2 separate regions of the Homo sapiens genome follow, and region 1 is linked to region 2. A link is a contact called in ENCODE Hi-C or POLR2A ChIA-PET data. All regions are on one chromosome and are shown on one strand. The core of a region is the stretch at or near the end of the contact, and the rest is flanking DNA. Distances in the headings are between cores, read along the strand shown.

Region 1 (5,067 bases), core at 2,423-4,922, 120 kb after region 2:
GGCCACCCTAACTCTAAAGGGATGCAGGACCCTGTGCTCAAGCCAAGCATATCCATTTATATATATATATATATATATTTTTTTTTTTTTTTTTTTTCCTTGGGAGAATAGTGTGATTGTTGACTTAGCTCTTGGTCCTGGCCTGTGGGTCTCTGAAGAGTATGGATGTGGCAAGATAACCCTCACAGAATTTTTCAGTGGTTTGGACACATACACAGTAAAGTAGAAGTTAAGACACTAAAATCAGTGAGGTTTTTTTATGAGCCTAAGTGGGAGGTGATGAGTTGTTAAAAAAATTTATGCAACTTTTTTTTTCTTCCTGCTTCAGAGGTTTTTATGACTTTGGTCTTTGTCTCTGGTGTAGTGATAATCTGTTGTGTCGTCATGACCAGCACCTATTACAGTGCTTGGCTTATATAGGCAATCAACAAATGTTTGATGAATAAGAAGAGGGAGGGGGAAAAAGGAAGTCAAGGAAACTCCCAGGCTTTTCTGTATTTATTTATTTATTTTTATTTATATTTATTTATTTATTTTTAAATGGAGTTTCACTCTTATTACCCAGGCTGGAGTGCAATGGCGCAATCTCGGCTCACTGCAACCTCCGCCTCCCAGGTTCTAGAGATTTTCCTGCCTCAGCCTCTCGAGTAGCTGGGATTACAGGCATGCACCACCACGCCTGGCTAATTTTGTATTTTTAGTAGGGACGAGGTTTCTCCATGTTGGTCAGGCTGGTCTCGAACTCCCGACCTCAGGTGATCCACCCACCTTGGCCTCCCAAAGTGCTGGGATTACGGCGTAAGCCACCATGCCTGGCTTTTTTTTTTTTTTTTGCAAAAAAAAAAAAAAAAATCTAAATGATGCCATGTGAGACTTGATCTCAGAAAGATGTTGGGAAGCTGGGAAGGAACCCATAGGAATATCATCCCTTTAAATGATGAGATGCTGAGTATGGTGTGAGTAAATTAGAAGGAAGATAATGAACCGAGGCCATTTCAGCTGAAGCTACCAAAGTGCAGCACCAGGTCCAGCCTTCTAGTGTTAGAGAACTGGGAGAGCCCATCTCCTTGCAGAGGTAGAGCAGCCCGGGACTGCAGGGGAGGGTGAGGCCTTCATGCTTGTTCCTAAATGCCTAAGGTCTTCGTTTAGGCTACAAGCGGAGCATTTTGATTGTTATACATAAAGGAAAATGTGGTTAAATTTAATTCAAATATATGTAAATATCTTATGATTGGCATTTCAAGGGAGGAAGTCAGATTCAATCTTTTGGCTACTGTAACCTATATTAAAGATAGGAAGTATGCAATGATGTGTACTGTCTATGTACAGGTATTGCTAACTTGAGAAATGTATTGGCATGGGAGGAGCCCTGGGCTTGCCCATAGGACAAATCCACCTCGAAAGCAGAGCAGAGTGTCTTCATTCTGGGTAGCTGGTAGGATGTAAGCCTGAATTCTTGGTCTTCCAGTGCTTCTTAAAAACTCCCACGTGCTCTCTTTCCTCACCAGGTCCTGAACTCTAATCTGTGTCCTGTCCGACTCTCAAAAAATCAGCTCAGCTCTTCAGAGGGCTTCTCCTTACATTCCCCCTCCACACAGCCCCAGCATTTGGCACATGTGCTGAGTGAGATACACTGCATGCTCGAGGGATACCAGGTCTCCCTCAAAAACTCTGCTAATTTTGTCCCGTAGAGACCGTCTGCTAGTGCCAAACCCGGAGTCGGCCTCCTGCCCCTGCTCCAAATGGGCAAATGGCTGAAAGTGGCTACAGAAGTTCCCTCACCTCTCTGAGATTCTCCCTTCTCTGAAGTCTTGGTCTCTGCATTCTCATTGCCTCAGAAACAATCAGATTCCTTCAAGTAGATGATTTATGAATTTTATTTAGCTCTTCCAGTTACTTTTAGAGGGAGCACTAATTACTGCACACTACTCCATCCCACCTAGAAACAGAGATATTAATAAAAAGTGAATTTATACTTTATTGCCACTGTGATTCATGTTAACTAATCATGTTTTACTTTTTGACTTGACTTCTAGGAAGCTCAGAGCCAAAGTTGAAACCCATCATCAGCCAGTGGTATAGAACCAAATGTAATACTCTTTCTGTATTAACCTTAGCTCTAGCTTATCTAATTGTTCCTATTTTCTTTTTCCTTTATCCAAATTTCTTCACTTATTTATTTATTTATTTTTATCTTATGCAACTTTGGAAGCCGACTCCAAACTTTACTGAGTGAGTCAAAGTAAAAATAATTAAAAATAAATAATACCTAACTTTATTGAATATTAGTGCTCTAAGTGCTTGACATAATTAACTCATATATTCCTTATGGCATTCCTATAAACAAGTGCAATTACTACCATGAAATTGAGAGGCTGAAAGCTTAAGTAACCTTTCTAAGGTCATAAAACCTTTTAATTGTTTAAGGAAGAGTGAATGTACTATTTTAAACAAATAGTTCTCTCTTCTCCTCTTAGATATCATTTATTGAGCCCCATTACATTCTATAAAGTATGCTAACTTCTTTGTATACATTATGTTAACCTTGGCTTGGCAGGATTATGAAAGATGAAGAAACCGAAGTTCATAGAGGTTTGGTAACTGGTAGTGGGGTCCCATAATTCAGAAGTGGCAGAGCCAAGTCTTAATATAAACTTTCCATGATTCCAAACCGTGGCCTCAGTTTTCTTCTTCACTCCTGATCTGCATAGCTACCCAGTTTCCTCTTCAGCTTACCTTCTTGTTGGGGAAAGGAGATACTATTTACTATGAAAGTTTCACTGTCTTTGTTAACCAGGAAGAAGAATTCATTATCTGATCCCTATGTTAGTATCCTGAAACCCACTACAGCTTGGGGACTGCTCTCCTGGGGCTCTGCAAGAATTGTTTCTGGAAAGTATTTTGGGCTTCCAGGAAAACTGCAATCCTAAAGGTCTATTCCTAAGGGGAATTTCAACTTGTGCAAGAGGTCTGGGTGACCATTATACCCAAAGAATAGCCCTGTAGGCTGAAGAAAGAAACCCAAATAATCTTTCTTGGCCCCCCTGTGGAATCCCATTGTGTCAATATTTATCTGCACAAAGGACCAGTCTGAAACAGCCTGCTCTGTGAAGCTTGTGGGAAGCAGGGCCTCAGTGACAGTTTCTTTAAGTGGACTACCTTGTCCTTTCAGAAACTGGAAGAACTAGACCATGGTAGCCTAGGGTTGGAGGAGGAAGAACCAGGGATCAGGAGACCTGAATTTCAGTCCTGGTTACCCTAGCCCTCTGTGTGAACTTGAGTAAGTCACTTCACCTTTCTGGGCCTCAGAGGTTCTGATATTTAACACGGAGACATTAGAGGGATTGGCTTCTTAAATTTGCTTCTGGGCTCCAACGTTTTATGATTGCAGATGTCCCTTTAGATTGTAGACTGGCTTGAGACCGCTGACCCCAATAATGCCCCTCAGTCAGTCTTGTCTGGGCCCAGAGAGGCCCAGGTGTCAGGTCTCTGCACCTCAGGCCTCATGTGGGCCATGTGTGTGTTTTCCTGGAAGCTGCATATAGGACACTCATTGACGGGGAGCCCGTGGTCTGGAGCTAGTAGTGAGATGGTAAACATTATGGAACAAGCAGCCCTTTCAGGCTCTCAGCCTTGGCAGGATAGTATGAAAAATAATTCTTGGGAAGCTGGGGACTGGTGGCAGCTGCTTCTCCTCAGCCTGCCTGCCAGGCCCTACCAGAGCTTGGAGGGCTGGAGCTCCCTGCTGGGCCTGCCACAGCCTGTGCTGGTAGTTTTCCACTCTGGGAAACTGGAAAAGTGAATTGGCTTCTCTGTCCGGGAGATTGGTGGGTAGCGGAAGCATCAGAAAACCGCTAAGACAACTCAGCAGGAAAAACCAGGAGACACTTCTTTGCTGCAGGGTCTCTTGCTTCCCTTGCCATTCCCAGCTTTTTCATGCTTCTTTACAGTTCATGATAGAACAAAGACAGACTGGTGGGATTTGATGAACGAGGAAGTGGAACTGGGGGAAAGCAAGGAGACCTGACATTTAGGGCTTGGGCCAACTTGGCAGTTCTGAGTCTTGACTATTGGCTGAGATCCCTTCCACAGAAGGAGTTTACCCAAAATAGGCACATTCAATGGGAAAACCACACTGGTACAGCTCAGAAGTGCCACGTTGGTTGCCCTGGGCTTTTCCTGGTTCCAAAGATTCAGTAGGATGAGAAAGGTCATCCAAGATCATCTTGTCCATTTTCCTGTGCCTTTTCTCTAAGGCCCTTGGGCATACTGAGTCACTGAGAAACTTTGCCTATTTTCTTAATGTGACTATTGCTGATTTACTAAGTTCTTATCTCTGAATTGTCTATCCTCATCCTTATATTACTTTGTCACAATTTCTAGACCTCCATCCTAACTTTCGTTGTCTGGAGATTGTGTGCAATACTTGTAGCCCTCTCTGCCTTTTCATCTACTTATTTATTTGCCAAACGTGTGTTAAGCATCTCATGGGTGCTGTGTGTTGGCAGGTACTGAGGGGGAAAAGGAAGAATCTGACATGATTACTATTCTCAAAGTTGCTCACAATTTCAACAAGGAGGTAACCAAGCACAAGAGTAACAGAAAATCTCCGTTGGAGTTTGTTACTTAATAGAGCTCGCCTACACACCATCATCACTTTAATCCCATACCACGTTTTAGTATTTTCCATAGCTTCGTCACATTATCTGAATAGAAAGAGCCAGTAATAGCTACTGTCAAATACATAATCAAATTGTGCCTATTTGATTATGAAAAATCTATTTTCTTTTTTCTGTCTCCCCTACCGGAATGTAAGATCCATGAGACAAATTATTTTATCTGTCTTGCTTACTACTGTATCTTCAGAAGAACACCCGATACACAGCAAAAACTTATTTATTAAATAAATACATACACATTTGTAAAAGAAATACATTTGTGAACTCAATACATGCAGGTAAAGATAGGTTGCAATAAAATATGTCATGACTCAGACTTACAAGGAAGTTTCCTGTATCTCCTGTCTGCTAAAACACCATTAGCCAAGGCTACCCTTGACCAAACTCC
Region 2 (4,609 bases), core at 1,262-3,761:
GGAGGCAGAGGTTGCAGTGAGCTGAGATCGTGCCACTGCACTCCAGCCTGGGCTACAGAATGAGACTCTGTCTCAAATAAATAAATTAAAAAAAAAAAAAAATAGAAGATTTGTATAGGTACTTCAATAAAGAAGGTAAGCTGATAGCAAATGAGCACACAAAAAGATGCTAAACGTCATTAGGGAAATGGAAATGCAAACCATGATGATGAGGTACCCTGACACATCTATTAAAATGTGTAGAATTAAAAGGACTGATCATACAAGGCGTTGACCAGGATACAGAACTCTCACAGATTGTTGGTGCCAAGATAAAATGGCATAGCCATGTTGAAAAGAAGTTTGGCAGTCCCTTAAAAGTTAAATATAAATTTGGCAGCCAGGTGCGGTGGTTCACGCCTGTAATCCCAGCACTTTGGGAGGCCGAGGCTGGTGGATTACCTGAGGTCAGGAGTTCGAGACCAGTCTGGCCAACATGGCGAAACCCCATCTTTACTAAAAATACAAAAAAATTAGCCAGGCATGGTGGTGCATGCCTGTAATTCCAGCTACTCGAGAGGCTGAGGCAGGAGAATCACTTGAACCTGGGAAGTGGAGGTTGCAGTGAGCAGAGATTGCGGCACTGCACTCCAGCCTGGGTAAGAGTGAGACTCCATCTTGAAAAAAAAATTTGCATCTTGCCTAGCAATAATATTGGAAGAAAAGCCAGGCACAAAAGAGTATCCATTTCATTATTCCATATATATGATCAAGAATTGGCAAAACTAATCTATGATGGAAAAGGCTAGAAGAGTCAAGTTCTATGGAAGGGGTATCTATTGAGGGAGAACCACAAGGGAGCCTCCTGAGTGCTGGATATATCTGTATTTTTATCAGCTGTGGCAACAGATACATTTCTAAAAATTAGGCTGAACACTTAAAATTTGTTTTTAATGTTATGCCTCAATTAAAAAGAAAAAAGTATATGCATTTTGAAGTTTGAAAATATATTTTAAAATAATTAATTGATTAAAGAGAGAGTTTAAATAACTTATTCAAGACTTCATAACTAGCGGATGGTGAGTGAGGATTAAAATCCAGGTCTGTCTGGCTCTGAGATCCCTGCTTTGAATTATTAGGCTGGTGCAAAAGTAATTGTGGTTTTTGCCATTGAAAGTAATGGCAAAATACTACCATTGTTGCAATTAATACTATGCTATGCTGCTACCCACCACACCTTCTAATCCCAACAACATTCTGAAAAATGCTATACATACCAACCATGGCTTTTGAAAGAGTAAAGGTATAAAATAGTTGGGTTTATAATTTTTAAGCTATCAGAATTGAGGAGCAATGGAAAATAACTATGAATGAAGAGAGAGCAAATATTTTTAGTGAATTTCACAATTAGCAGTTTGGGAAAAGGGCCCATTGGTATGAGACGGCTCAGCCTGTGGTATCCGAGGAGGAAGGGTCAAAAGCACAAAGAGAGAGAGTGCCAGATGGTGATCAGGGCCAGATGGCTGTCGCCAGGGTCATGCTCAAGCTAGTGCGAATTAAGAAGAATCACAATAAGCTTATGCAACACCAGCCCAAAGCCAATTATTGTTCTTGGACTTAGGGTATATTTCCTCTTTATTTATAGGAAAGTGTATGTTTGTATGTGTGTGTTTGTATATGGGGGGGTTGTGTTTGCAGGGGATGGCAAAGAGCAGTTCTGGGAATAATGAATCAACATTTGAAAGTAGAGTTGGGCTATACTTAGGTGAGTGTAATTGTTTCAGTGGAAAAGTTTTTCTCACATTCTTTCCCTTCCCTTTATTATATTCTCGTAACATACTGAAGGGCAGTGCATTTGGCAGGCTGAATTTGGCACTGCTCAGACAGCCTCAGTAGAGCAAAGGGCCTGAGGACACTAAATTCTATCCGGTCCCATTTACAGAGCTGTTGGGCAATGAAATGGTGCTCTTGATAACTTGCTTCCAGGGGGTGAGAAGCAGAAAACCACAACCTACGGTTCCTGTCTTGGGTTGCAGGTGGAAGTTGAGAGCCCTACCCCTGCATAACAAAGTTGTAAGACTAACTGCTTTGCTTATTGGCGTATTCTTAATCAGAGACAAGAATATCCAAATAGTGATCAAATTAAAGGCCCATAGTACTCTTTGGTTAACGTTTATTAGTAGCAAGCTATTTTTGTCTCACTCTTCTATCCTCGTAACCAAATTTGGTTGGGCTTCCAAAAATGATACTCCAGGGTCTTGTTTCTGGAGCTGTCTGGAATCCTCTGGAATGTGGCAGCAGCCCTCAGCCCCACTGCCTGTCCTACCCTAATCTGCCCTGCTGTCAGGGGGGCTTGCATAAGCATAAGTTGAGGGTAATGATGAGCTAATATCTGAAGCCATGGAGCAGAATGTATTTGCTTAAGCCGGGTTTTATAGCTTGATTTTTCACTTATTTTCTGAGTGTATTATAGGCTAGTTTCTGTGAGTCGGCTGCCTTCCTGGGGGCCTTGTCCCGGCTGGGCATGTTTAACTGTTTTTTGTAGCCTTTCCCGCAAGGCTATTTCTGTGCAGTAGAGGGCAGTATTTTCAAATGCTCAGGTATTAGCGCCTCAGCCTTAGGAGAATGTTTAGCCCAGGTCCAAGTTACACAGGGTTGAGTAAAAGCCCACCTGCTTGACCGTCTGAGAAATGCTGACATCATCCATACCTCGATCCTCTGTGTCCTACCAGCAGATGAAGGGCACCCAGGTTCATTAATAGAAACTTGGAAATGCAGAGAAATAGCATATTTAAAATGACCTCTTTTCGAATGCAGCTGCTATTGTTTCTGTGTATTTTTCTCTTAGGTATTTCTTTTCTATGTACCTTAAAGAGTGCATAAATAGCCGGGCGCGGTGGCTCACGCCTGTAATCCCAGCACTTTGGGAGGCAGAGGGGGGCAGATCACCTGAGGTCGGCAGTTCAAGACCAGCCTGACCAACATGGAGAAACCCCGTCTCTACTAAAAATACAAAATTAGCCGGGGTGGTGGCACATGCCTGTAATCCCAGCTACTCGGGAGGCTGAGGCAGGAGAATCACTTGAACCCGGGAGGCGGAGGTTGCGGTGAGCTGAGATCGCGCCATTGCACTCCAGCCTGGGCAACAAAAGCGAAACTCTGTCTCAAAAAAAAAAAAAAAAAGTGTTTAAATAGTTAACAGTATAGCAAAAACATTTCCTCATATTGTGTAATTAATATTTATAAGTCTACTTTTTATTTGCTGAATCATGTTTATTCAGGTGGATTTGTTAACCTTTTACTTAGTGTTGAACATTAATTTTTTTCTTCCAGCTTTTTGATAATATAAATAATGCTGTGACAAATATTTTTTAATAAGAGGCTTTCCATATTTATAAGTATTTCCTGAGTATGGATTCCCAGACATAGAATTATTTGGTCAAAGAATATAAATATTCTTAAAGCTCTGATTACTGTTTTTTTTTGCATTGCTAGGGAATTTTACTAATTTATACTTTTGCCAGTTGTCTTAGTTTTTTTTTATTGCTGCCATAACAAATTACCACAAACTTAGTGGTTTAAACTACACAAACTTAATTATCTTATATTTTTGCAGGTCAGAAGTCTGGTACAGGTCCCATCAGGCTAAAATCAGGTTGTTGTCAGGGCTGAGTTTCTTCCCATAGGCTCTAGGGAAGGAAGAATCCGTTTTTTTTTTTTTTCGCTGATTCAGGTGGCAGCATGGAGTTCCATGGGGTTGTGGGACTGAGGCTCCTGTTTCCTTGTTGGCTGTTAGTTGGGGCTGTCCGTAGCTCCCCCACGCCGCTCTCTGGTCCTTGCAGATGGCGCCTACATCTCAGAACCAGTAATAGGGTATTGAATCCTTCTCATGCTGCCATTTTCAGACTCATTCTGTTGCTTTTGGTTGTTGTATCTCTCTGACCCAGCGGGAAAGGTTCTACGTTTTTAAGGGCTCATGGGATTAGACAGGACCACTCAGATAACCAACGATAATCTTCCTATTTTAGGGGCCTTACGCTTAATCCCATCAGCAGAGTCCCTATTGCCATGCAAGGTAACATATTCTCAGGTTCTGGGGATTAGGACATGGATAACTCTGGGGGCCATTATTCTTCCTACCCCACCAACAATACACAATTTTTTATTTCACCAAATCTTAACTTCACCAGATATTATAAACACTTGTGTAATAATTTGATAGACAAAAAGATTTAAATAAGAATTTAAACATGTATTTTTGTTTAGTTGTGAAGATGAACATTTTTTGTGCTTTACACAGTTACTTTTGTTTATGTCTTTCTTGTTGACAGAAGAAACATATCTTTTCTGTCATTTCCCTGCCAGTTCTACTTATTGCTTGGACTTTAATACATTTTTTCTTCTTGAAATCACATTTGCCTCTTTTTTGTTTATTCTTCATTTGCTTCAATCATCCTCAAACAATGTCCCACAAAGGGAGAATGAAAACCAAATTTCCTGAGTTCTTGGAAACTTTATTCTCATATTTGATAGATATTTTGACAGGGTAGATACTTTTAAGTTTAGGAGAATTTTTCTTTAGGAGTTTAATGGTCTTGCTTCATTGGCTCCAAGCATCCATTATTGTTCA

What was found. Hi-C counts contacts between places; a loop is a spot of excess contacts on that map. ChIA-PET counts read pairs that join two places held with the same protein, here RNA polymerase II (POLR2A). Pooled maps may share reads with other maps.
Region 1: a map of HepG2 shows a loop between it and region 2 (4-fold over the local background). The contact joins two enhancer-like sites. A Hi-C loop is called at or near these places in 3 of 168 maps with a recorded cell type or tissue (HepG2, heart left ventricle and heart right ventricle) and 3 of 50 pooled maps. POLR2A ChIA-PET finds 5 or more read pairs at or near these places in 1 of 52 experiments (AG04450).

Annotation. Positions count from the first base shown.
Region 1 is chr1:162,729,224-162,734,290 of GRCh38, forward strand. The region is part of intron 3 of DDR2 (discoidin domain receptor tyrosine kinase 2); the gene reads left to right. Among named protein-coding and RNA genes, the nearest start is that of HSD17B7, 59 kb to the right of the region's middle. Within about 2 kb of position 3,673, at least 16 of the 41 ENCODE cell types and tissues checked have a DNase peak (open chromatin) inside an H3K27ac peak, as active enhancers do; they include heart right ventricle, where a contact is called at or near this core.
Region 2 is chr1:162,611,305-162,615,913 of GRCh38, forward strand. No RefSeq gene overlaps it. Among named protein-coding and RNA genes, the nearest start is that of DDR2, 19 kb to the right of the region's middle. Within about 2 kb of position 2,512, at least 12 of the 41 ENCODE cell types and tissues checked have a DNase peak (open chromatin) inside an H3K27ac peak, as active enhancers do; they include heart right ventricle, where a contact is called at or near this core.